2 separate regions of the Homo sapiens genome follow, and region 2 is linked to region 1. A link is a loop called in an ENCODE intact Hi-C map of the cell type or tissue named here. Cell type or tissue: dorsolateral prefrontal cortex. All regions are shown on one strand. Each heading gives the region's core, and the rest is flanking DNA. Links, peaks and the distances in the headings are about the cores only. Region 1 holds the start of TRL-TAG2-1 (tRNA-Leu (anticodon TAG) 2-1). Region 2 overlaps ARHGEF40 (Rho guanine nucleotide exchange factor 40).

The links. A loop is a pair of places that touch in the nucleus more often than their neighbours do. Peaks named below come from ENCODE experiments on the same cell type or tissue, not always from the same donor. Only the 100,000 strongest peaks of a DNase experiment are listed, where the experiment ranks them.
Region 2: it touches region 1 in a loop (2.4-fold over the local background); 8 of 110 quality-filtered maps call a loop at or near these places.

Annotation. Positions count from the first base shown.
Region 1 is chr14:20,621,081-20,632,075 of GRCh38, reverse strand. It overlaps TRL-TAG2-1 (tRNA-Leu (anticodon TAG) 2-1), which reads right to left and starts at 6,706; the gene lies at 6,625-6,706. TRT-TGT4-1 (tRNA-Thr (anticodon TGT) 4-1) reads left to right here and starts at 844; the gene lies at 844-916. RefSeq lists enhancers at 5,426-6,166, 6,167-6,909, 8,659-8,798 and a silencer at 6,607-6,676. In dorsolateral prefrontal cortex, for the core only: no CTCF peak of the experiment used is centred there; a DNase peak (open chromatin) is centred at 6,665; H3K4me3 peaks cover 2,677 bases; H3K27ac peaks cover 432 bases; H3K27me3 peaks cover 5,000 bases.
Region 2 is chr14:21,084,812-21,095,806 of GRCh38, reverse strand. It overlaps ARHGEF40 (Rho guanine nucleotide exchange factor 40), which reads right to left. Exons shown (of 24, transcript NM_018071.5): 18 at 10,884-10,995; 19 at 9,941-10,118; 20 at 8,702-8,806; 21 at 8,344-8,487; 22 at 7,709-7,839; 23 at 6,931-6,977; 24 at 5,559-6,793. The coding sequence ends at 6,936. It overlaps ZNF219 (zinc finger protein 219), which reads left to right. Exons shown (of 5, transcript NM_016423.3): 2 at 2,133-2,221; 3 at 2,517-3,942; 4 at 4,265-4,396; 5 at 4,667-5,730. The coding sequence starts at 2,216. The coding sequence ends at 5,271. Among named protein-coding and RNA genes, the nearest start is that of ZNF219, 8.3 kb to the left of the region's middle. RefSeq lists silencers at 2,583-2,877, 3,024-3,233 and enhancers at 3,838-4,682, 4,683-5,528, 8,033-8,182, 7,935-8,477, 8,478-9,022 and 1 more. In dorsolateral prefrontal cortex, for the core only: CTCF peaks have their summits at 3,119 (motif pointing left) and 5,328 (motif pointing right); a DNase peak (open chromatin) is centred at 3,116; H3K4me3 peaks cover 865 bases; H3K27ac peaks cover 1,484 bases.

The DNA of each region.
Region 1 (10,995 bases), core at 3,855-8,854:
GCTAGGAAGAGGAGTGTTAAAGGACCAAGAAAAGGGCTGGACCCCTTCTAGCCACCTCTGCTTCAGGTAACTTAGAGGAATCTGTGACCAAGCCGGACTCCGCTGAAAGGCTGGGGGAGATCTGGAAGCCTTGGCGCCCTCACTGCGTCCACCCCCAAACTCTGAAGGTCCGAGGGGTACGTCCTGTGCTTGAAGACAGCCGCCTCCCTTTTAAAAACAACCCCAATCTCAGACTAAGAGAGTTGGACTAAGAATCCAAGCGGGTTGGGGGGAACCTCTCTGATCACTACTGCATTCTCTTCTGTAATGAAACGCACCCTGACCCTGATGTTGCTCGGCACTTGGGACTTGTCAAGCCTGAAGCTGGGGAGCATGTATCGTGGAGCATGCGTTTTTAAGATAACAATATATATTAAATGTCTTTTATGGTTTGTTTGTTCGTTTTTGATGAGCAAGCAAGCTGAAAACTCATCTCTTTTAAAGAACGTAAGTCATTTGTCTATCGAAACACATACTTTTAATTTTTGTAATAAAAACAGAGCCACTTTCAAAAGACAATAATTCAACTGTCTCCAAAGAAGCAAATAATCCAGAACTTAAAAGTTGGAATAAATAATCATCACTTTTTATTAAATAATTTTGTTATTCCCCATTTTACCCTTACAGTGACTTGCATTCCAGTCCGAGCCTGGTCAAGAAAATGTTTCTTTCTTATACGTAAGAGGCACGTCCTTCAAAAATTCCTTTTAATTTATTTCTTAAACTTTATTTAGACTTAAACACTATTTACCTAGGATTTTAGCTGCATAATAGATTGATTGTTAAATGTTTGCTCTCTGTGGCGGCTCCATAGCTCAGGGGTTAGAGCACTGGTCTTGTAAACCAGGGGTCGCGAGTTCAAATCTCGCTGGGGCCTCGGCTGTAGGAATACTTTTCCCAAGCAAAAGAGCAGGAGCTTTTTAGCCTTTTCAACGCTGAAACAAACTAGTGAAGAAAGGAAGCATTTTATGATCTTTCCATGAAAGCCAGATCCTGGATTTGAGACGAAAAAGTACAGCGTCGGGATCCTATGAACGATACTGGGAAAATAGGTGTTTGTACGCTGCAGTAAGCGAGGAAGAAACTAGACTGTTCACGTCTCTGGGAGAAAAATGTTACACTTGGTCCATACCTCTGTGTTTGTGGGGAACAGATCTAATCTAATCTGCTGATAGCCATGACTCCCGGAGTCCTGCGCACTTCTCCACTTGTAGCCTGCCTGGTGGTCCCTTCCTGCGCTCCTGGGGCGAAAACTGGCTCGCAGATTACTCTGAGGGCAGCCTAGTTCAGAAGCTATGCAGATTCACCCCAAGCCGGTGGCTTCTGCTCTGTTTCCATTCTCACTACCTCCGACTCAGATCTCACTTCCTACTGCCTCAAGGCTGCTCCCGGGACTCAGTTAACTATAGACCTGGCTCTCTGGAACTTCTTGAACAGTAATCTGAGCCCAAATGCAAAGAAGTCAGGAGTCTCACCAGCCGCTACTCAATGCACAAAAATCTACGCTAACGAATGTCACAGACACTTTCCGATAGCTCACCTGGTAGAGCGGAGGACTCTAAGAATTTCCAACTACGGCCATCCTTAAGGTGGCCGGTTCGATTCTCTCTGTGTTTTCATGCTTCAGTCTACTCAGCCAACGAAAGGTTTTATTAATGTATCCTCCTAATCCAAAGACTGTGAAGCAGTAATTTGAATTATATTTTCAGGCAACAAAAGAACATTTAATGCGTCCTCTGTGATTCTGCAGCAGGTGTGATTCTGCAGTAGATGTGATTCTGTTTACTCACAAGGTGTTAATTAAAGACGTTCTTTTTAGATTTGAATCCATCTCCTAATCTGTAAGACTAGTTAACGTTGAGTGGATAATGGATAACATCCCTCAACTTCACCCCCAAACCCTACACTTTTTCATTTCCGTGAATAATTCATACTGGACAATTCAGGGTTCAAGGAGAAATACTTTAGAAAGGCCTGCCCCTCAAAAGGATCTAAACAAACGATACCGAGAATAAGCAAAAGGTCAAGTATGCATATGGAAAATGTTCCTTCCTTAATAAGAAATCAAATTGGAAACTATTTATTAATATCTAATACTGATAAGAACATTCTTGTAGAATGTCATGGCTTTCTGGAGGACAGTTGGGCATTATAAATCAAGAACTCTAAAAAGACATTGTATTTTATCAAGCATTCTATTTCTACTTTTAGAAATTTATTATTCGAAAATGAAAAAGGATATATGCCAAAATCTGTTTATCTGTGGGTGATTGATATTCTTTATACTTTTATGTATTTTTCAAAATGTGCCACTTGTATACATTACATAAAAAAACAGTTTTTTACTTTATAAAATAAAGTTTAAAAATACCCAGTGCCATTATGGTAGACAATTTTTGCGGTTTCTTACAAAACCAAATACATGTTTCTCATACAATAAGCAATCACACTCATAGGTACTTACCCAAATGAGTTGAACATATGTCCACACAGTACCCTTCACGTTAATGTTTATAGCAGCTTTATGTATAATTGCCAAAACTTGGAAGCAACAAATATATCCTTTAACAGGGGAATAGACAAACTGTGCTATATCCAGACAATGGAATATTAATCAGCCCTTAGAAGATATGTTATCAAGACATAAAAAGACATGGAATTAAATTTAAAGGCATATTACTAAGTAAAAGAAGCCAATCTGAAATGCCCATATACTGTATGATTTCAACTATATGACATTCTGGAAAAGGCAAAACAATGTAGACAGTAAAAGCATCAGCGGTTTCCAGGAGTTAGGTGAGAGGGATGAACATGTGGACCACAGAAGACTTTTAGGGCAGTGAAACTACTTTGTATGGTGTTACAATAGTGTATATATGTCATGATTATGATGCATTTGTTCAAACTCATAGAATGTACAGTACCAAGAGTGAATCTTGATTTAAACTACAGACTTTGTTTAATAATGGTGTATCAATGTTAGTTGTAACAAATGTACCATACTGGTGCAGGATGTCCTTGATGAGGGAGGCTGTGGGGACAGAGAGCAGAATGTAGGAACTCTCTGTACTTTCCACCCAATTTTGCTGTAAACTTAAAACTGCTCTTGGATGTAAAATCTATTAACTTTTTAAAAAACTTGGTGACTTAAGTAATTCACAGTTTAGTTGAAGTAACAGAATAGATAATGCTGTGTTGATATATTGATACTGCCATAAACGTTTACAAAACGATATAGGACCACATTTAAGACAATGAAAAGGAGTGATCAGAATGGTGAGGAGAAACTAACTGAAGAGAGCTTCCTGAAGTTGAATTTTGAGCTAGAATTTGACAGAAATATTGACGCATGCTTAAGTGAGTTAAGGGAGCTTTCCGATATGTGTGTGTGGAGACAGATGTGTTGGGGGAAATGCCAGTCAGAGTGCCGGAGAGGAGTAGGGGTAGGTGATGTGGCAGGGGTGGTAGAGTAGAGCTGGAGGAGCGGCTGGTACTGTCAAGAGGAACAAGAGGAGGGGACAGAAGGAAGGATAGAGGTTCAGGATCATTTTGGTGGTGCAGAAGTGATGCAGGCAGAAAAAAGGCAGGGATGGTGAGTGGCATGAGTGAGGGGAGATAGAAACAAGTCGGCATCCTTCCATCAACAGGAGAGGGAATTAACTGAAAACTAAGGGACAGTGAAAAGAGCAAAACAATATAAACAAAAACGTTCCGAGGTGGTGCTGTTGAGAGTCTGGGGAATGCTAGTGTCCTTGGTGGATGTAGAGAATGCTGGAATGTGGAAAATCCTGGCCTGACTGGGGAGGAGGAGTGGGAGAAAGAATGGAGGAAGTTTCAGTTCATTTTGTTTCAATGGAAATGATGGCCTCTATGCAGCTGAAAACATCGAGCTAGGTAGATCAGGTTTCTGGGAGTCACTAGAGGGAGATGAACAGAAAAACAAAAATTAACCCAGTCTCAAGATAATGCACAGAATTACGTTTCAGGAAGAAGGGAAAACAAACCGTCAGCCTGAAATAATCAAAAGGGTAAGACTAATTTAAAGAGAGTTTACTCAAGCCAAAACTGTGAGGATGAGCCACATGGAAAAACCAGCTCCAAAGGAATAGGGTCAGCATTCCGAAGTAGGAAAGTTGAGGTTTCATTTGTATAGGCAGAGACAGAGGAGTTTTTAGCAGGATTACAACATTATTCATTATTCATACACAGTTCATACAAGGTTGGCACATAGTTACAGCCATTTGATTGGTTACAGGCAGTGTTTCTTTTTGGCAAGGGTGCATTTAACATTTTTTGCAGAGGGCATAATAATCATGGGTTTTCTGTTATCTGGTCTAAGCAAACAAAGCAGGACAAGACAAGGGAAATTCATCTGTAACGAGGGTCATTAATTAAGAAGACTGTAGGTTTTTGTTCTTGATGTCGTTTAATTCTCTCTGGTACACACAGAACAAGAAAAATAAGAAAGTACATTAATCTATGATCTGAGAACAGAAGTTGTAACCATATGTGACTCAGACGGCATTCACATCTCTCTGAAGGCTTAGAGCATTGTGGCGGTGGGTGGGTGGGGGGGTTCCAACAACTTTTAAATTTGATTTATTTTCATAAAACAGAATTGGAAGACAGAACAATTGCCTTGTGGAAAAAGGAAGAACAATGATATGGAAATTATGCAAACAGGGAATTTTATAAAAGTGCCAGGAAGGTCCAATTTATCCACAGATATAGAGATATTTTCCCCCAACTAGGCACTGGGAGCAAAACATGCCTTGTCTCTCGATTTCCGAGAGAAACAAAACAAAAGGCTTCTTTTGTGAAGATCTTGCGGGCCCAAGATATTTCTTGGTGATAGGTATGTGAAAAGGAAGGGGACTGGTCTGGAGGAGTCATCAAAGTGAAATGGAAGATGTTATGGGAGTGCCCGAAAGAGGATTTTGAATGAGGAGGGAGGAAGATATAAAAAGGAGGGCAGAGTCAAAAAGTGGCATGAGGCTGGGTGCCCAGGAGTTCCAGATCACCCTGGGCGACATAGACAGACCATTATCAGCTCCCCCGCCCCTCCCCACTCCCTCCCAACCCTTCGGCTCTACCAAAACAAACAAACAAACAAACAAACAAGCAAACAGCCGGGCGTGGGCGTGATAGTGCAGAAGTGTGATCCCAGCTCCTTGGGAGACAGGCGGGAGGATCGCTTGAGCCCGGGAGATGGAGGCTGCAATGAGTAGTGATCGCACCACTGCACTCCAGCCTGGGTGGCATGACACTTGGTTCTTGCACAGAGTCGCAGTTCTCTGCTCAGTTTCTTTCTTTCATTCCTCATGTCACGGCAGTGAAATCTCTCCCCGAGGAAACTGTCCGGCCAAATCCATGAGCACTTCTGTAGGTGACGGGCTGTAGTGGCTGAAAAACGCAGTAGGACAACCATTCTGAGACGATACCACTAAATAGGCCCTGAGTGTACCCCCTCTGATTTTCCACAGTGGGTTAGTTTCTACGCGAATATTGTAGCTGGGTAGTTCAGAAACCTGAACAGTCGCCACCACCGTGACCTGATTCACTGGGAAGGGGCAGGAGGGTGACTAAACCCACGTTTACAGACGCCCCCTGGGCCCAATGAATGGAGTTAGTCAAGAATCCGCTTTGAAGTGTTTTTGAATCACCAACTCAAAATAACTGTTTACTTGTCTTCTCCCCATTCCCCATGAGGTAACGATGCCTGAATGAGAACATGAACCTTGCTGAGTTTATTTTTTAGACGGAGTCTTACTCTGTCGCCAGGACTAGGGTGCAGTGGCGCGATCTTGGCTCACTGCAACCTCCGCCTCCCGGGTTCAAGCGATTCCCCTGCCTCAGCCTCCCGAGTAGCTGGGAGTACAGGTCCGTCCGCGCCACCACCCCCGGCTTTGGTATTTTTTTTTTTTACTAAGGACGGGGTTTCACCATGTTGGTCAGAATGGTCTCGATCTCCTGACCTCTTGATCCGCCCGCCTCGGCCTCCCAAAGTGCTGGGATTACAGGCGTGAGCCACTGCGCCCGGCCGCTGAGTTTTTGCTTTCTGCATCCATCCGTCCGTCCATCTGTCCATGCATCCATCCATCATGTTCAATTACAAAAGTAACGTGATTAGAACCAAAACAGGGTCTAGGCAGGATATTTCGCGAGCACAGAGCTGCAACTCCTAAAGCAGTGCCGGCCGCGGGCTGATGGGACCAATGGGAAAGTTTCTGCAAAAACTTCCTGACCACCTTATGCTTAAACTAGGTAATGACAATGATTCAATGTGAGCGTGTATTTTAGATGAGAACTGAGCTTTCCTGATTGCGGGAACCCAAATGGTGCAGTGCAAAAACTGGGGTCCAGAGAGTCAGTACAACGGATAAAGTAGGAGACCGCGAGCGAGAAGGCCTCCCTGCCTAACCGAAAGAAATGCCAATTGGAAATCAGGATTTTAATTACGAATGCAGAATTCAGAGGAACTGATGCTGTGTAATCCGGGAGAATCCTGGGAAAGGAAGATTTAATTATTTTACTAGTTAGAAAGTGTTAGTACTTCAGGATCCTTGTTGTGCTAAAACGTACCACTGGCAGTGGTGGGATTCGAACCCACGCCCCCGAAGAGACTGGAGCCTAAATCCAGCGCCTTAGACCGCTCGGCCACACTACCACACACGTTATAGGAGTTTGCAATTACCTTCTTCATTCTGTCAGCATTTTGCCCCAGCGTACAAGTGCAAAATTCTGAATTTTCTTCGCGGAAGCAGGGTTCCGGATAGCATTTTCATTCATCCTTAGGGATCTAAGCAAACTCAAGGAGAGGAGGAATTACTGAATTCTCACTCGCCCTGGGAAGTGGGCTAGCAGGTAATGGAAGATTATTAGCGTCAATGTCTTTGGAAGACCTTTATCTTTTCTTTAACCTAGGCAATAAAACACGGAGACTTTAAAAATCCTACTGGTGATTTGAAAGTTATTCGAGAAGACTGAAGAATAAGAACTCCTTGCTGTTGGATCGTGGTTCTGTGGGTACAAATATTGCTTAGAGTGCCATGGGGTCGAAGTTCACGTCACTTATTAGGCGCCCTTTCGTTCACAGACCTGTAAGCCTGTCACCGCGTTCAAAGGAAACTCGATGGCCGCTCCCTCCTGCAGTTTGAGCAAGGAGAGGTTGGGTTGGGCAATTGCCGGGTTTCTTGTTGAGGAAGAAGGCCGCTCTGCACGCTCGGGTAGACCGACGCCTACGCCCATGGCAGTAGCACGGCTCCCCAGAGGGAGGTCACATTCCAAGGGCATCCCCAGCGCAGAAAGGGTGGTCCCGGGCTTCCCTGGAGCCCTGGTGCTGCTCATTCTTTTTCTTTTCTTTTCTTTTTTTCTTTTCTTTTCTTTTCTTTCTTTCCTTTCTCTCTCTCTCTCTTTTCTTTCTTTCTCTCCTTCCTTCCCTCTTTCCTCTCTCTCTCTCTCTGTCTCTCTCCCTCCCTTTCGGCAGTATGGCTATTTTCATGATGTTGATTCTTCCTATCCATGAACATGGACTGTTTTCCGTTTGTTTGTGTCCTTTCTGATTTCCTTGAACAGTGGTTTGTAGTTCTCTTTGAAGTGGTCCTTCACTTCCCTTGTTAGCTGTATTGCTAGGTATTTTATTCCCTTTGAAGCAATTGTGAATGGGAGTTCATTCCTAATTTGGCTCTCTACTTGCCTGCTGTTTTTTGTTTGTTTGTTTGTTTTGTTTTGTTTTTTGACGGCGTCTCTGTCGCCCAGGCTGGATAGGCAACACCCATGGCAGTGGTGCCATCTCGACTCACTGCAACCTCCGCCTCCAGGGTTCAAGCGATTCTCCTGCCTCAGCCTCCTGAATAGCTGGGAATACAGGCGTCCACCACCACGCCCGCCCGGCTAATTTTTTGTATTTTTAATAGATATGGGTTTTCACCATGTTGGCCAGGCTGGTCTCGAACTGCTGATCTCAGGTGATCCACCCGCCTCAGCCCCACAAAGTGCTGGGATTACAGGCGTGAGCCGCCCCACCCGGCAGCTTGTCAGCTTTCTTAAGCTTTTGGGCTGAGATGAGGCGGTTTTCTCGATACAGGATCATGTCATCTGCAAACAGGAAGAGTTTGACTTCCTCTCTTCCTATTTGAATGCCCTGTATTTCTTTCTCTTGCTTTATTGCCCTGGTCAGAACTTCCAATACTATGTTAATACGTGTGGTGAGAGAGGGCATCCGTGTTTCGTGCCGGTTTTCAAGGGGAATGCTTCCAGCTTTTGCCCATTCAGTATGATGTTGGTTGTGGGTTTGTCACACATGGCTTTTATTATTTTGAGGTATGTTCCTTTAAAACTTAGATTATTGAGGGTTTTTAACATGAAGGGATGTTGAATTTTACAGAAAGCCTTTTCTGCATCTATTTCATGTGTTGTAACATTTCTTTCTAAAGGAGCAGAGGGAAAGCTAGAAAACGGTTTCAGAGGTGATACTTGGGGTCTCCCGCACCCAAAGTGGGAATCACTGACCTGCGAACAACCCCACTCGGCGCAAAGCCCTGGATTATGTATTATTTATATTCTTTGCTGCTGTTCCCACTTGGCTGTTTTCTTGGTCTGTGGATCCAGAAATTCTCCTGGGAGCCTAATTAAAGTTGCCTAATTTTAAGTGCTCTCTCTGTCCCCCATCTCAATCACTCAAAAAAACCACAACCCTTTCTCGCCTCTCCTGGCTCTAGGCCTCTGAGGTCTCTCCCCAAGCCCTGGTGGCCCAGCGGGTCAGGTTGAGGGCGAATAGAGAGGAAAAAAGCGTTCTTCCCTGGGTCTCCGCGGGGGCGAAGGTCCTGCGAGTTCACGGTCACCGCTGCCAGGAGTTGGGGGAGGCGAGCAGAAAGGAAGTTCTTAAAAAGCAGCTTTAAAATAGGGCTCAGGGAGCACCGCATAAACGTAGAACCCAGGCAGGGAAGCGGGGGCGGCATAGGAAAGGGCAGGGACGTTCGGAGGTCGGAGGCAGGCTCTCCTCCCGCGCCCCCCCGCAACTCTAGTCCGGGCTCCCCGCGGTGCCTCCCAAACTCACCCCGTGTTACATCCCCCTCTTCACGCCTCGTCACCCTCTGGCGCCAGCACCCTCCTCACCAACCTCCAGCTCACCGGCAATCTAAGCTCACTGGGTACCCACCGTTGGCCCTGACCAGGTCTCTTTCTCCCTAGAAGGAGGAAGTCAGCACCCAAGGCCAGCAGGCAGCATCTCGTAGGTTTTGAATCCAGCAGGATGGTCAAAGATATGGCCTCCTACGCATCACTTAAGACGGAGAGATTAAAATACCCGTCGCCAGCCCCTTTGGCTGAATGTATGACTACTAAGAAATTTCACGTTGTGTTTTCAAGCTTTGGAGGAAGCCTTAGGGGAAAAGGAGTGTGAGCTTACTGCCTCCATCAGTACACGCAAGTCTTTGCCAGGGTCAGAAGTGGAAAGACTAATGTTCTTCTTAAGCTGGAGAGAATCCTAGGAATCCTGTGCCACCATCTCAGTGTGCAGGCCGGGGAAGCATCAGCTTGAAAGAAAAAAAGAAAGATCCTGGGGCTCTTTACGACTTGAAAGAGCTGTGCAGGGTGAATGGGAGGGGAGATAACAAATATTTAAAATATCTGTTGAGCTATTATACCTAGAATTGAGCCAATAAGAGACTTAGGGCACATGAATGGGTCTCATATTGAAACTTTTGATGAGCTCTCCAGATGAGATTTTACAGTCACATTTATGTCTCTGTGTTTCAGTGCTAGTCTGATAAACATACCTGCTATGGTTTGAATATGGTTAATTTGTCCCCACTAGAACTCATGTCGAAATTTGATTTCCAATGTGTCAGTGTTGGGAGATGGGGCCTAGTGGGAGGTGTTTGGATCACAGTAGTAAATTCCTTATGAATGTCTTGGTGCCCTTCTCTCTGTAGTGTGTGAGTTCTGGCTCTGGTGAGATTGGATTACTTCCTTTGGGAATGGATTAGTTCCCTGGGAGAGTGGGTTGTTATACAGCCAAGAGGCCCTCACTTTTTTTTTTCTTTTTTTCTCTTTGTATGTGTCTGCTTCCCCTTTGACCTTCTCTGCCTTGTTTTGACCTAGTGTAGTGGCCCTCCCCAGAAGCCTGGCTGATGCTGGTAACATGCTTCTCCTACTTCCCAGGCTGCAGAACTGTGAGCTAAATAAACCTCTTTCTTTCTAAATTACTCAGCCTCATGTATTCTATTACAGCAACACAAAACGAACGAAGACAATACTCATTTGGCCAGGTGTGGTGGCTCACGCCTGTAATCTCGGCATTTTGGGAGACTGAAGCAGGCACATTGCTTGAGGTCAGGAATTCGAGACCAGCCTGGACAACATGTCAAAACCCCGTCTCTACTAAAAATACAAAAATTAGCCGGGCATGGTGGCATGTGCCTGTAATCCCAGCTACTCAGGAGGCTGAGGCAGGAGAATCGCTTGAACCCAGGAGATGGAGGTTGCAGTGAGCCGAGATCGCACCACTGCACTCCAGCCTGGGCAACAGAGATTCCATTTAAAAACAAAAACAAAAACAAATAAACAAAAAAAATCATAATACTCATTTAAATAACCCATAGTTTCTCTATGTGTTGACTTTTTTTTTTTAAATATGAAGATTCTCAAGTGATGGAAGTGGCCTGAGCTCATTTTGATCTGTTTTAGTGCCAGATCAGGCAATAAAAGGAAGCAGTCAACAGGAAAGAACCTATCATCACAGCAGAGCCCTCTTTGATCCTGGAATGCTGCAGGTTCAAATTCCTCAAACTGACAGGCGTCAGAGCACTTTCTTATCAAGAAAGTACCACACTCTCCTGTTCCTGGCTGAAGTTCCTTTGCTAACAAGTGGGCATAGCTTCTCCTATTCAATTTCCTATTCAGTGTTGCTGGAGTACCTATTTCCCACCTTGTGCTCACAGGATCCTTCAGTAG
Region 2 (10,995 bases), core at 2,928-7,927, 460 kb before region 1:
GCCAAAATAATCCCTCTGGTACCACTGGGTTTTTTTCTATGGTTTTCAGATAGGAACGAAAAAAAAATGCTCTAGCTTTTCTGTGTTGTATCTGCGATGCTAAAATGGCAAACAGCCCCTCTAGCACCTCATAGCTCTATCTATGGTACTGAGGTGGCCCAAGTGGCTTCTGTGGTAGCCCACTGCACTCTCCATGGTACTGAAGGGATGACCATTTGTTTTAACATCTCTCTGGGGTCCAAAAGAGTCCTGTGACTTAGAATCACAAACTTTTTTCGAGCAGGAAGGGACTAACACTATAAATTAGTCCAATCCCCTTATTTTACTGATGAGTAAACTGGGAGGTTAAGTGATTTAGTAAAGGTTGTAGGGTTATCAATGTTCAGACTAGGCCTACAATAGCCTTGTACCCTTCAGTCCTATTCTAATTCACCTTTTGTGACACTATTCAGTAAGCCTGGCTAGGCTCTTAGTCCCAGGAAAGGATCCAGAGGATGAGAGTGGGTGCCCTAATTTGAAGCTACAGAAATACACATATTAAGTGGTAGTGGAGGTCGTCTAGTGACCCTTGGACAAGGACACTTTGTTAATTAATCATCTGCTAATAATAATCCTATAGCCCAGATTCCACATGTAACAGGTACCTGCCCCTTCATGGAGTTTTACCACATCCACTAAATGTCAAAAATTAAAGAAGCCTTGGACCTCCAGAGCCTTTTCTCTCTGCTGACAGGCAGGTTGACTCCTGGCACAGTTCTTTTCTATTAAAGATCCTTAGGCAAAGTAATGCTTGCATCTTTTTCTTTCTCAGTAACCCATTTCAGTTTTGTGATGCCTATTGTAAGGAAGTTCTTTATATCTCAAATATCCTTTCTTAGACAAAAAAAAAAAAAAAAAAAGGTTAGACCCACATTCATTTAGCCTTGACCAGATACTATTCTATATGAGGCAGAAAGGTAGACTAGATGACTTCTGGTCATCCTCCCAGGTCTGTTTCCATGAATCTTGATTCTGGGGTTTCTTCTAAGTCCTCATGCTAAACTCCTCTGCAGCTTAGGATCAGCACCCGCCCCCCCCCCCAACCCCTATCCTCTTCCTCTCAATGATCTTCTCCTTCCCCAGCACTGGAGCTCTGCAAGTCCCAGGCCTAGGGAATTTTAGCCTGGAGAATTTTAACCCTTTCCTGCTCAGAGCATGTGCTGAGTCCCTATCTGTGCAGATGGCCCAGCCCCGCCCCCCGTCCCTCACTCCAGCCTCTTGAGCTCAGAGCCAGTGTAATCCTCCTCTTGTGTGAGGGAGCCTCTCCCCTGCAGAGAGGAGGAAAGCCTGCCTCGGAACAGCCCTGGACAAAGGGGCTCAGATGCCCCATCATACTGCAGGCTCCAAGGTTTGAAACAAGGGGATGAATCCTATACGGTATTTGCAGTTTTTAGCCCCTTCCCCAGGCTAGCTGTGCCCCTTAACTTCCACTCCTCCCCCAACTCTCTCTTCATTCCCTCTCCCTCTGGCTCCCTCCCCCTTCATGCCCCTCCCCCTCTGTCTGTCTTCAGACTCTGCTGCTGGGAGGTGTTTCTCTCCCATGCATGAATGAGTCTCTGTAATGAATGGAAATGAATGGATCAGGAATCCAGGCGGAGGGAGGGAGAATGAGGGGGGAAAGACAGAAAGACAGGGTAAGGGCAGAAGGAAGCACTGTGGAACCTGGAAGGATGTTTGGCTGGCTGCTCAGTTAGGGATCTCAGAGCAACTGGTCCCACTTGGATAAATGGGGAGCATGGCAAGCCCACCTCATTTGCTCACCACACTGCATAGCCCAACCTACATGGGAGAGGGGCATATTGTGATGGTCTTCCCCACCGCCAGGGGGTGGGGTGGTAGCTGTGGTTGTTCTGGACCATGCATTTAAAATATAGAATTTGGGGAAGAAATCTGGATTATCTGGGAGGCTTGTAGGCTTGGCAAGTCAAGAGGTACAGTTTTTGAGTATAGCAGCCCCTTCGTGCCTCAAGAAGCAAGTAGGGAGAATGGATTGGTTTTGGGAATACAGAATGCTGAGAGTCTGGGGGTAGGGAGTGACTTTACTGCTGAAAACTAGGGCTCATCTTTTCCTCCAAATCTGTCTCTTGCTTTAGCTCCACAGCACCTGTTGCCTTCATTAGCAGCTTTTCCTCCTCTTCCCTGCACTTCCCAGAACCAAAGAATGTGAAGGGGGTCCATGGAGGTGAGTGAAGCTCTGGCTTCAACCTACAAGTACCTACAACTGTATACTCCCTCTCCTGCCTACCTCTCTCTCTCTTTGACCTCCCATTATTAGAAGTTAACTCCTTGGCCCTGACATCTCGATTCCCATACACCTCCCCCCACCCCATCTTCCCGAGGTGAGTAGCACCCTGTGTTCCTAGTTCAGGCCCCAGCCCACCTTCCCTCGTGTTGTCCTTCTGGCCCTCGAGGCGACGCCCTTGCTTCCTTTACAGCTCTACCTTCACCCTTTGCTCTACGCAGATCTTTCTCCACAGGGCTCACGTCCCCGCGCCCCGAGCGGCCACTTAGCGCCGTCGCCGCCGGCTTTCGACGGCGAGCTGGATCTGCAGCGATACTCCAACGGGCCAGCCGTGAGCGCAGGGTCGCTCGGGATGGGAGCGGTGAGCTGGTCTGAGAGTCGTGCAGGCGAACGGCGCTTCCCCTGCCCTGTATGCGGGAAGCGCTTCCGCTTCAACTCTATCCTTGCTTTGCACCTGCGGGCGCACCCAGGAGCCCAGGCCTTCCAGTGCCCTCACTGCGGCCACCGCGCGGCGCAGCGGGCTCTGCTGCGCTCGCACCTGCGCACACACCAGCCCGAGCGCCCACGTAGTCCTGCTGCACGCCTGTTGCTGGAGTTGGAAGAGCGCGCGCTACTACGCGAGGCCCGACTGGGGAGAGCCCGAAGCTCAGGGGGCATGCAGGCCACCCCTGCCACTGAGGGTCTGGCGCGGCCCCAGGCTCCTTCATCGTCCGCCTTCCGTTGCCCCTACTGCAAAGGCAAGTTTCGCACCTCGGCGGAGCGCGAACGCCACCTGCACATCCTGCATAGGCCCTGGAAGTGCGGCCTGTGCAGTTTCGGCTCCAGCCAGGAGGAGGAGCTGCTGCACCACAGCCTGACGGCCCACGGGGCTCCCGAGCGTCCCCTGGCGGCCACCTCCGCTGCGCCTCCGCCTCAGCCTCAGCCTCAGCCTCCACCCCAGCCCGAACCCAGATCAGTCCCCCAGCCGGAGCCGGAGCCGGAGCCCGAACGTGAGGCAACCCCGACCCCAGCTCCTGCCGCTCCCGAGGAGCCCCCAGCGCCTCCGGAGTTCCGCTGCCAAGTGTGCGGCCAGAGCTTTACACAGTCTTGGTTTCTCAAGGGCCACATGCGTAAGCACAAGGCCTCCTTCGATCATGCGTGTCCGGTGTGCGGCCGCTGCTTCAAGGAGCCCTGGTTCCTTAAGAACCACATGAAGGTGCACGCCAGCAAGCTGGGCCCACTGCGTGCCCCGGGGCCTGCCTCCGGGCCTGCCCGCGCCCCCCAGCCTCCTGACCTCGGCCTGCTGGCCTATGAGCCGTTGGGCCCAGCGCTCCTCTTGGCCCCGGCTCCCACCCCGGCCGAGCGCCGTGAGCCCCCGAGCCTCTTGGGCTACCTGAGCCTGCGAGCTGGCGAGGGCCGGCCCAACGGCGAGGGTGCTGAGCCCGGTCCCGGCCGCAGCTTCGGAGGCTTCCGCCCGCTGTCCTCTGCTCTCCCGGCCCGGGCTCGCCGGCACCGTGCGGAGGAGCCTGAGGAAGAAGAGGAGGTGGTGGAGGCCGAGGAGGAAACCTGGGCCCGGGGCAGGTCGCTGGGCTCTCTGGCTTCCCTGCACCCGCGCCCGGGTGAGGGACCGGGGCACTCTGCCTCTGCTGCTGGGGCCCAGGCAAGATCGACCGCCACGCAGGGTATGTAGGTACCCTCCGCTCTCCGGGTACGCCGCGTCCTCCTCTGACTCTTACGCCGCCACTCCCTCGTAGCTTCCTTGTTAAAAGAACTTACGTTTAATTTCTCCTGAGTTTTTTTGTTTTGTTTTGTTTTGTTTTCCTGGAGGCTTTGCCATCATTTGAGAACACTTAACTCTTTAGTCACAACAAATCTAACCCCTCAGACTTTGTTTCCTCCTGGACCCCGAGGGGAAGCAGCCCTATGGGATGGGTGTGGGGTGGGTGCGCGGCACCTGGACAGGGTGTGGGCCCCCCTGACTTCCTCTTAACGTATGTGTTGCAGAAGAGAATGGGCTGTTGGTTGGAGGGACCCGGCCTGAAGGGGGCCGGGGCGCCACCGGCAAGGATTGTCCTTTCTGCGGAAAATCTTTCCGCTCAGCACATCACCTCAAAGTGCATCTGCGAGTGCACACAGGTGAGGGAGGCAGCCTCCGGCGTGGAGAGGGGACTGGGGGCGGGCAGAAAGGTGAGGGCTACCGAAACACTAGGAGGTGAAGTTTGTTCCGAAGCCTTCAGTTTGGCTGGATGAGATCACTTGGGAAACGCTCCTTTATTAAATCAAAGTGGGTGGGAGACGCAGTGCCCTTTCTTGGTTCTGAGAATGAGGTCTGTAAATTGGGCGAAATTCGGGTGGGTGCGTGCAGTCATCGTGACCCCGTGACCCTATCGCACCCACTCTCCCCAGGCGAGCGGCCCTACAAGTGTCCGCACTGCGACTACGCGGGCACCCAGTCCGGCTCGCTCAAGTATCACCTACAGCGCCACCACCGGGAGCAGAGGAGCGGGGCCGGCCCCGGGCCACCCCCGGAGCCACCGCCTCCTTCCCAGCGGGGTTCGGCCCCGCAATCTGGAGCCAAGCCGTCTCCGCAGCCTGCGACCTGGGTGGAGGGCGCCTCAAGTCCCCGGCCTCCTTCTAGCGGTGCTGGGCCGGGGTCCCGTCGGAAGCCCGCCAGCCCTGGGAGGACCCTGCGCAACGGGCGAGGCGGTGAGGCCGAACCCCTGGACCTGTCCTTGCGGGCAGGGCCGGGAGGCGAGGCCGGGCCTGGGGGTGCCCTCCACCGCTGCCTCTTCTGCCCGTTCGCCACTGGAGCCCCAGAGCTCATGGCCTTGCACCTTCAAGTGCACCACAGCCGCCGGGCTAGGGGCCGCCGGCCACCCCAGGCTGACGCGTCCCCGCCCTATGCCCGAGTACCATCAGGAGAGACCCCTCCCAGTCCTTCGCAGGAAGGGGAGGAGGGCTCCGGGCTGTCCAGACCCGGAGAGGCAGGGCTGGGGGGGCAAGAACGGTAGTGGGCCCTCAGGGGCGATTAGCTTAGTGAGCTTACCCCGCCGGAGCGGGGGAGCGCTAGAGGTAGTTGGGTAGAGAAGCCAGCAGGGGGCAGCGTGGGACCCATATCCCAGCCCCAGGCGGACCAGAGGTGGAAGGCGCGGCGGGCGTAGGAGGGTGGGCTGGCGGTACCCACCCAGCCCAAGGGAGTCACAGTGCCTTAGAAGTGGCAGAGGTGAGGGTCAAAGAACGGGGTCCCTGGGCTGGCAGAGAAGGTTTGTGTCCCTGTTGAGGAGCCACTCTGCCAGTCTTTGCTGGTCCATAGGCGTGAGAGTTTATTTTTGTACAAGGGGTGAGGGTGGGGGGCACTGTACCCTTCTAGCCCCATCAGGGGCCCTGTAGACGTCGCTATTTTTGGTACGATTCCTGTCATCCCTATTGCAGAGTCGTGTCCCCAATAAACAGGTGTCTTGAGGCACAGGGCCCTGTGTCTGTCTGCCTACCTATGTCCTGCTTCCCTCTTTGGGTCCTTCTGTCAGGAAATAGTCACCTCTTCAGACACTTAGTTATCACCCAAAGAGTTTGATAAGAAATGCAGAATATTGGGTTTTACCCCCAGGTTTCGATGCAGTAGCTCTGATGGGGCCCAAGAATTAGCATTTAACAAACAGCCAAGCAAGTTCTCACGCACTGTGGCCTGAGGACCTCATTTTGAGAACTGCTGGACTGTGCTGGATCCCAGTTTGTCTGTGACCAGTTCAGCCTCAAGGAGTAGGTGCAGTGTGGGAGAAGGAGCTTCAGAGAGTGTGTGGAACCTCTGGGAGCCACTGTGGAGGAGACACATTCTCCCAGGCTCATACACAGTCAGCTAGCTCTGGGCCTGGGAGGGGTAGAGGGGACCTTCCAGTCTTGGTTTTATTTTCTGTGTTCTAGTTAAGGGCTGGTTGAGGGAAAGTGCTCAAGTTATTTATCACCTTAATCCAGAGGACTACTCTAGCTCCTTAGAGGCAAAGTGTGAGTAAATACATTTAATATAACAATAGTATTATAATAACAGTAATTACATATATAAAGTCTACGGTTCCCCTGTCACACCCTCCTATTGTTTGCATAGCTTCATTGCTTGTGACACCTCAGAATGGAGTCACCAGGGACTCCAGTTGACCTGGCAGAGATGATTCTTCTCAGGGAAAGTCAGGGGGTGAGAAAAGAGGAGAACATGGGCTGCCAGGGAGGGCTGGCATGGGAGTGATGTCCTGGATACAGTGGCCCAGGATGGGAAAGCACCGGAAGAGGGATAACTTCCCCACCTCCAGGGTATGAAGGCAAGCAATGTGGCTGCTCTGACTCCTGCAGGAGAAGGCACCAAGCTAGGGAGACTAGAGATAGTGGTGGCAGGGCAATACTCTGGTCGTTAGACCTCCTCTGTGTCCAGGAAGCAGAGGGAAGAAATTCAGCGATCGCCCAGGGCTCCATTATGCCCCACTGCCATCCCAGCCCAAAGTGTGCTGAGAGGAGAAGCTGCACGCAAGTTCTGGATCTTCTCTAGAAGCCAGGAGAGAAGAGGGAGATGAGTTGGGAGAGGGAAGAAGCTGACTCCCAAGTAGCCGGGGACAGGAAGGAAGGTACATGCAAGATGGTAGGAGTGCTGGATGTGGTAGAAATTGGGGATGCTGACTCACCCAGGTCACAGAGGCGTGGTGGGGTCACTCAGGGCTCGAGCATGACTCTGGGGGGAGAGAAGCTACAGTGAATTTAGGGACATATTTCTTGTCTTTCTCTCTCTTTTCCTCCATTCCTCCCCACAAGCCTGTCAATTCACCTCTCTTTCCTACCCAAAATCCTTGAATTTTGCTATTTACTTTTATTTTTTTAGAGACAGGTGCTCACTGTTGCCCAGGTTGGAGTGCAGTGGCACAAACATGGCTCACTGAAGTCTCAACCTCCTGGGCTCAAGAGATCCTCCTGCTTCAGCCTCTCGAGTAGCTGGGACTATAGGTGCGCACCCCTCAAAAGTCCGGCTAATTTAATTTTTTTTTTTTTGTAGAGATGGAGTCTCACTATGTTGCCCAGGCTGGTCTTGAATTCCTGGGCTCAAGTGATCCTCCCACCTCAGCCTCTGAAAGTCTGGGATTACAGGTATGAGCCACCTTACCTGGCCTGAGTTTTGCCATTTTAACCCAAGTCCAAGCCAGGCCATTGGCATTCTCCCCTTTCCATCCACCCCAGCACTATACTCCTTATTTAAGATTCCTTTTAACCTATGACCTTGATGCCTCTTAGCCAGGTCCCGGGGAGAGGAGAAAGGTAGACAAGATAATAAATCCAGACTGTAGCCTCAGCTGGGAGCACAAGTTCACAGTTTTCCCCCAACCCCCCTGGGGTTGAATGATCAGAAAAGCCCATCCAGAAAGCAGCCAAAGAGATCACATTGTTCCCAGCCTCGTTGTAGGAACTTACCTGTCGGGATAGCCCTAAGATCCCTCGACTGGCCAGGGTGGGAGTGCTGCTCCCAGGGTGGGGGGGTTGCAGGCTGGGGCTGTTTCTTGGTCCTGGGGACACATCTCCAGAAGAGTCAAGTGTTTCTGGGGCTGAAGGGGAAGCTAGGGTGAGAGCAGAGTACAGAATCCCTCCAGATTACCTTAAGCAACCAAGCTGCTCCATCAGGGAAGAAAAAGCTCCATAGCAACAGGAAGCTGTGAGTCACCATAGCGATCCAGTTGCAAGGGAACCCCCTACCAAGAGGCAGGAAATTGTCAGCAGCATCATTAGAGCAACCAGGGAAGAAGCGACAGGAAACTATAAGGATTGCCGTGGTGAACCAGGAGGGTACAACAGGAAGCTGAGGCAGTTTCCATAGAAACCCAAGAAGAGCTAGAGAGAGAGGTACAGAGGAAGTGCTTCTTAGCAACAGGCTGTTGTAAGCATCACCCTAGCAACCAGATGGAAGGCTCTTTTAGCGGTGGGGAAGCTGTACATAGTTGTCATGGCAACTGGGCTTCTTGGCTAGAAAAAGGAATTGCTCAGCAGCAAGCAGCCTGAACATCACCACCATGACCGAGCTGTTGGGAGCCACCCCTTGAGAGGTGCCTCACCCAGGGAAATTTGCTTGACGTCCAGATCCCAGGCCTCCTCCTCGACGCGGGCAGGCAGGGAGCAGGCTCCCGGCGAAAGGCCGGGAAGGGAGGGGCCGGCATGCTCAAAGGATGACACGGCCACGGAGGCCCGGGTGCGGGCGGCTGCAGAGAGTGGGGAGTGGGGGGTGGGGTGCTGGTGTGGGAAAGCCCTCTTGGCTCCCTGGAATGACCCTCAGTCTCACAGAGGGCCTCCCAGCCAGTCCCACTGATTTGGGGACGAGATGCCTTTCCTGACTTTCCACCATACCTCCCCTTTGTATCCTCATTGTCAAGGTCTTCACTCCTGGGGGCCACCCCCCAGCACCCTGGCCCTCACCTCTTCCAGTGAGCAGGGCACTCAGCGTCCGCTCCCCAAGGGCTTTGATGTCCAGGAAGGGTTTATTCCCAATGCCCATGGACACCATCTGCTGCACTCGGAGCTCTGGGGAATAGGGACACTTGTTACCAACTTCTTCCTGCCCTTCTCTCTAGCCCTAGCATGTCATGGTTGATTTTTTTCTTTTTTTTTTTTTTTCGTTCCTTCCCAATCCTCATTCCTCCCTTTCATTCCTCTGATGTCTCTTTTTACTCCTTCTGTTGACTATCACAACATGGATGGCAATGATGGTGTGACTTCCTCCTCAGATATCTGGCTCTTCTCTCCAATATGTTGCATCCTGGCTGTTTGGCATCCCAGCTGCCTAATTTCTACTCTGCATCTTGGGCATTAAGAGCACATACACACACAAAAAACAAACCCTCACATTTTTACATACCTTTACAGTTTACAAGATGCTTCCATATATTTGACCTTACCTAATCATCCCTATTACACTAAGATGAAGACATTAGTATTTCATTTTTCAGATGAGCAGAATGAAGTTCAGAAAATTAAAACCAAGGTAAAGCCCAGCAAAAAAACAAAAATAAAAATAAAACTAACAAACAAAAAACTAGTCCAGGTCACACAGCAAGTAGCAGCAGTTCTTAAATCCAAGCGAGCAGTTTCTCACCTTTTTTCCCAGCCATTTGCTTTATTAAAAAATTTGAAAAAAAAAAATCCTTTAAAGACAGAGTCTTGCTCTGTCACTCAGGCTCAAGTACAGTGGCACCACCATAGCTCACTGTAGCCTTGAACGTTTGGGCTCAAGCGATCCTCCTACCTCACCCCTCAAATAGCTAGGACTATAGGTGCGTACTACCATGCCCAGTTAATTTTAAAATTTTTTGTGGAAACGGGGTCTCACTATGTGCCCAGGCTGGTCTTGAACACCTGGCCTCAAACAATCCTCCCACTTTGGCCTCCCAAAATGCGCTGGGATTACAGGCATGAGCCACTGCACCTGGCCCCTACTTGCTCTTGCTTCCCGGAAATTTGCCAGCTTTCTCTTTCTTTTTGGTATATCTTAGGCTCATTTCTACTTCAGTAATCTCTCAAGCCAAATCTTGAATCTTATTATAAGCCATTCTTTCTTCATCCTATAAACTGTTTTCCCAAGCAGTTCGCACACTCTCCAGAAAACTTCCTGCTATAACCCTGACTCCAAGCACCCCCTTCCTCAGCTCTGCCCAGTACCCTTGTTGTGGGCTGCCTGTCTCCACAGCAGCTGGGCAATAGAACTTGTCCACTTGAGTTTGATCTCTGGTGAGGTTGCCTGCAGAGTGTATGCCTCTCGTGCACGCCGCCGCCGAAACCACAACTCAAAGCAGAGTCCGCTGTCCCCGATGTTTTCTGTCAGCCCCATATCAGCAGTCTGAGGAAGAGCAGAGGGCAGCGGGTGAAGACAGAGTGAGTCCTGGCTGGGTGGCGCCACATGGCAAGCACTGGGCTTCGCCTGGCATCTGATAGATGTTCAGTAAACGTTTGCTCAACACCTATCACGTGCCAAGTGCTCTACGTTTAGTCTTCGTAACAAACATAATTTACAGAAGGGGAAATGAGGCCAGAAACATGAAGCAACTTCCACAAAGGCTTCTCACAGCTTATTAGAGCCGGAATTGGATCCAGGCCTTTTCCTCTATGCTATACTCTATGCTTACCCTCTGTGCAGGGGGTACAAAGTCTAGAAACCCTTAGAATCCATTCCACACTGCCTGATCCAGGACCATAGGTTGCTATAAATGCTTATCTGGATATCAAGGCTGTTTCCCTAAAGCAAGGCCTCCCTCTTCTTGGATTCTTTAGTCAAAGTATAGTGTGCTTTCTCCTCATGCCCTAGGAACCACCCCTAATTCCAAAGGCATGTGTGTCCTTAGTGGGAAAGTCCCTCTTCTAGTCTGGTTTGGAATGCCTCCTAAGTGTTCTGCATGAATGATAAGGAAAACCTCATGAGGTAGACCAAAGACAGGGACTTCTAACATCCCCTGACACCCTAACTCGATAGTCGATTACAAGCCAAAGCCTATTCTAGATGATGCAGATTCTGAACCTCTGTTGGGGCTGAATTTCCAGAACATCCTGAGTTCTCAAGAAGAGAATGACTTCCTGTCACCTCCACCACTCACTCCAGGAATCGTACCTTAAAGGCCTGCTTGTAAACAAACATCTCTGACCCCCCTTCAGGGCCCTTGAGCTTGCTGAACAGGAGGAGATGCTCGAAGAGAAAGACATGGCGAAGGCACTTCTTTCGG